Regions from separate parts of the Homo sapiens genome. Here region 2 is linked to region 1. A link is an interaction called in ENCODE POLR2A ChIA-PET data of the cell type or tissue named here. Cell type or tissue: GM12878. All regions are shown on one strand.

Region 1 (2,500 bases):
AAAAGCAAAGAGAGGATTATGACAAACACTGGCATAGTGTTAGCTCTGAGGGGAAGAAAGGGAGGGGCTAGGTCAAGGCATAATCGAGGAGTGAGCACCAGTGAAATCTGCTGCCAGAGAGCAGGTAGGGGAAAGCTGACTGAAACCTGGAAACTGACCTGACAGCTACAGAGGTGACCTCTTCTCCGGATGTGTCTGAGAAGAGGGCTCCAGCATTATTCCACTTGACAGAGAATGGATTCAAGAGCTTGTTTGATAATAAACCTTCAGTCTAGACGTAGCTTACCTTATTCAAGGATGAGTAAAGAGGGCAAAACACTGCAGCCTTGGAGACACTTGCAGAATAGGAAAAAGGAAACAACTTCCAGAAGGTTCCAGGGTAGAGCTTGCCCCAGGAATTGATCTACTGTAGAATACAGAAGGAAACTTCAGGGAACTGGAAGTCTCCAAAGGTATAAGAAGGATTATTTTTTTTTTAAGGGAAGGGCCAGGAGTTATTAAAAGAAAGGAATAAAATCAAGACATAAGGATGAAATGAAAAATGCAATGTATTCATCTGTTGAGGCTACTCTAACAAAGCACCATGGACTGGGTGGCTTTTAAAGAACAGAAATTTATTTCTGATTGTTCTCTAGGCTTGGAAGTCCAAGATCAAGGCACTGGCAGATTCGGTGTCTGGTGAAGGCCTGCTTGCTTCCCTTTAGACAGCCGTCTTCTCACTGTAATCTCACGTGGCTGAAGAAGCCAGAGGGAAGGGCCTCTCTCAGGCCTCTTTTATTAAGACACTAATCCAATGCATGAAGACTCCATCCCATGACCTAATCACCTCCCAAAGGCCTTTTACCTCCTAATACCTTCACCTTGAGGGTTAGGATTTCAACATATAAATTTTTGGGGAATGCAAGCATTCAGACCATACCATAGACAATCTTTTTTTTTTTTTTTTTTTTTTTTGAGACAGAGTGCAGCGTCACGATCATGGCTCACTGCAGCCTCAAACTCCTGGGCTCAAGCGTTACTCCCTTCTCAGCCTCTCAAGTAGCTGGGACTATAGGCATGAGCCACCACACCCAGCTAATATTTTATCTTATTTTATTTTATTTTATTTAGAAATAGGGTCTCACTCTGTTGCTCAGGCTGGTCTGGAACTCCTGAGCTCAAACGATCTTCCCACTTCGGCCTTCCAAAATGCTGGGTACAGGCATGAGCCATCATGCCTGGCCACAACAAGATTTTTATTAAAGGAAGAATGATGTAATGAAGAAAGATTGCAAGGAAATTCTTGTGTGCTGGAATTAAAAAAAAAAAAAAAAACAGGCCAGGCACAGTGGCTCACTCCTATAATCCTAGTACTTTGGGAGGCTGAGGCTGGCGGATCATGAGGTCAGGAGTTCGAGACCAGCCTGGCCAAGAGACCAGCCTGGCCAATATGGTGAAACCCCGTCTCTACTAAAAATACAAAAATTAGCCGGACATAGTGGTGGACACCTGTAATCCCAGCTATTCAGGAGGCTGAGGCAGGAGAATTGCTTGAACCCGGGAGGTGGAGGTTGCAGTGAGCCGAAGATCATGCCATTGCACTCCAGCCTGGGCAACACAGTGGGACTCCGACTCAAAAACAAAACAAAACACCACAATGTTGGAAGCGTAGCAAAACTGATGCTGTAGTGACAAGGACAAGTTAAATAACTTTCCCAAAATACAGGGAAAAAAAGGACAATGAATGATAAAGATAAGATGGTAGAAATGAAGGCTAAAGAGCGAAAAACAGAGTCAACTGACATTTCTTAAGAACTCAGAATCAGTGGAAAGACACACTCACCAGGGATATGAGAGGAGAGTGATTCTCCACTGGAGGGTGGAGATGAGAGAGTGTGATAACAGCCTGGGTGGGCACATGATGAGAATGGCCCCAATGGGCTGGCGTACTTTTAAATTGCAGTAATTAGTGTCTGCTAATTGGGCTGTATTGTGTGCTTCAGTTGAGTTAGGAAAAAAATAAGTCAGAACCACTGTAAAATAGAAGTCTGATATAAGAAAATGAATGCGTATGAATGAATGAGTGAAGTTGTTTAACTAGATCAAAAGTGCTAATACATGTTCCAGATGAAATAAATCTCAGGACTTCAAAACCAGACTGGGCAACACAGTGAGACCTCATCTCTACAAAAAAATAAAGGAAATGGCCGGGCGCGGTGGCTCACGCCTGTAATCCCAGCACTTTGGGAGGCCGAGGCGGGCGGATCACGAGGTCAGGAGATCGAGACCATCCCGGCTAAAACGGTGAAACCCCGTCTCTACTAAAAATACAAAAAATTAGCCGGGCGTAGTGGCGGGCGCCTGTAGTCCCAGCTACTTGGGAGGCTGAGGCAGGAGAATGGCGTGAACCCGGGAGGCGGAGCTTGCAGTGAGCCGAGATCCTGCCACTGCACTCCAGCCTGGGCGACAGAGCGAGACTCCGTCTCAAAAAAAAAAAATAAAAATAAAAATAAAGGAAATT
Region 2 (2,500 bases), 320 kb after region 1:
CAAATAAATTAGGATTTAACATAATTATAAGGAAGATAAACAGGAGTACAGAAAAATACAACAGTTCTGATTCTCATCCTAAAACAAGCAGGACAAGGAAAATGTACGTAAGTTTCACTTGCTGAGGCTAACCTTCTGGGAAACACCATGGGGCATGTTTATATTTACACTACATTAGGATGGAAAAGTTAATAGCTTAAAAGTTCTGAGTAGCATAAATTTGAATGTGATAGGCTCATGTGGTTAGAGCATTGTATAAAAGGAAGCCAAAATCACAGATTCAATCCCTGTATACGAACTGATTTTTTGTTGTTGTTCAAATGAAACCAAGCTGCAGCTTAAATCCTATCATTCATCTTTAAAATGTACTCTTTTGGAGCAAGGGAAAGAGGTCAAAGAAGTATGGAGAAATATGCATAAATCCATGATACTGGCCAGATGGCTCACGCCTGTAATCCCAGCACTTTGGGAGGCTGAGGAGGGCAGATCACGAGGTCAGGAGTTTGAGACCAGCCTGGCCAACATGGTGAAACCCCATCTCTACTAAAAATACAAAAATTAGCCGGACATGGTGGCTCATGCCTGTAGTCCTAGCTACTTGGGAGGCTGAGGCAGGAGAATTGCTTGAACGTGGGAGATGGAGGCTGCAGTGAGCTGAGGCCACATCATTGCACTCCAGCATGGGCAATAAAGGCACTCCAGCCTCTCAAAAAAAAAAAAAAAAATCCATGTTACTAAATCATGTGGCCAATTAATTGTGTTATAAAAAGGTGGCAAAACCTGTAAATAGGTCTACATGTTATTACTAAACAATCACAACTAAAGGAAAGTATATCACATATTAAAATCAGTGAACATATGAAAAGAAAATTTTAAACTAATACATCAGTTCTTCTAAATACCTTCTATAATACATCCAATAAAATAGAAACAGTTTTCAGTCTTTTCCTTGGAAGGAAAAAACAGTATTGTCTTACCATCCGTTTGAGATTTGCTCAGGAAAATTGTGCTTGCCCTTGGATGGTCAGAAGGGTTTGACTCCAAAGCTAAATCTATAGAAGAGGAGGAAAAAGACGTGACACTTTAGGTGAGTAGAAAAGATGATTTCTGAAATAGATACACATCCATTTTAATCACTTTTAACAGTCTTCAGAGAAGTTTTTAGTAATAAATATAAAGGAAATAAAGACAATACAAAAATACTCCTGGGGAATGCAAAATTGTAGAATCTCTCCACACACGTGGAACAAAAACCAGGCTGTGTCAGAGACTTTTAATAAAAAATCTGTGCCTAAATAATCTGGTACAAATGTTAGATGAATCATACGCATGTCCTCCTCCTTCAACTTATCAAATAGAAATATAACCACACTCTCCTCTCTACTGCTATTACTAGCACATTTCAAGAACAATCTCAAGTAGCAAGTGATGCTGTGGCCAGTTACTGTCAGGCACCAGCTCAATACATCAAATATGGTAAAACAAAGAGTTGTTTTTGGCAAATGTTCTTTAGACAATTAAACGGCTAATTCTAACTCCATTCAACAAGTAAACTAATTTAGTTAGCTGTGGTTTTTTGGGGGGCCATTCATCATGGCAGATTTAAGAGGACTGAATGGAAGTTCTGTGTTCTAACATACAGAAACATGTTAGAAAATGATTAACGTTTGCCCTCAATTTCTCACTTCTTCCTTCTAACAGCATGGTTAATTTGGTGTTTCATCAAGAGTACGTTTTAAAGCAGATCTTAGGGCTGTTTCTAAAAAATTTTGCCCCTATCTATGTCAAGATAAACCTGCCTGTAGTCCACCTTGCACCAAAGTTGGATAATATATTTAGGCAAGACTACAAAACAGACTCTTGAATTTTCATGAAACAAACTTTGCCATAATATGGGATAATAAAAATTGTCACGAGGGGAAAAAATAAAAATCTATGATATTCTTCAGCAAGGTCTTTTTTTTTTTTTTTTTTTTTGAGATGGAGTCTCACTCTATTGCCCAGGCTGGAGTGCAGTGGCACGGTCTCAGCTCACTGCAACCTCTGCCTCCAGGATTCAAGCAATTCTCCTGCCTCAGTATCCCAAATAGCTGGGATTACAGGTGCCTGCCACCACGCCGGCTAATTTTTGTATTTTTAGTAGAGACGGGGTTTTACCATGTTGGCCAGGCTCGTCTCAAACTCCTGACCCCAGGTGATCCACCCACCTCAGCCTCCCAAGGTGCTGGGATTATAGAGGTGAGTCACCGCGCCCAGCCCAGCAAGGTCCATTTCAAGCCACTTATCTTAACCAATCTTGTAAGAAACTGGGCCAAGATCCAGAGTAACAGTTAAGGCGATATTTCCCAAAACTACATATTAATATAATTGCTCTACTTTTAAAAAAGCGATTTAGTGGTCAAATGACAATATACTCTATCCCTGGCTCTTACAAAATCAAAACGCACATTGATATACTAAAAACTAATCAGTCTAGTAGTGATTACTGTCTAACTCAGCA

What was found. ChIA-PET counts read pairs that join two places held together with the same protein. Peaks named below come from ENCODE experiments on the same cell type or tissue, not always from the same donor. Only the 100,000 strongest peaks of a DNase experiment are listed, where the experiment ranks them.
Region 2: POLR2A ChIA-PET joins it to region 1 with 6 read pairs; 5 of 35 experiments call an interaction of 5 or more read pairs at or near these places.

The regions. Positions count from the first base shown.
Region 1 is chr2:208,045,612-208,048,111 of GRCh38, reverse strand. No RefSeq gene overlaps it. Among named protein-coding and RNA genes, the nearest start is that of PLEKHM3, 21 kb to the right of the region's middle. In GM12878, no CTCF peak of the experiment used is centred here; no DNase peak of the experiment used is centred here.
Region 2 is chr2:207,723,352-207,725,851 of GRCh38, reverse strand. It overlaps CCNYL1 (cyclin Y like 1), which reads right to left. Exons shown (of 10, transcript NM_001330218.2): 2 at 978-1,052. Among named protein-coding and RNA genes, the nearest start is that of CCNYL1, 13 kb to the right of the region's middle. In GM12878, no CTCF peak of the experiment used is centred here; a DNase peak (open chromatin) is centred at 1,491.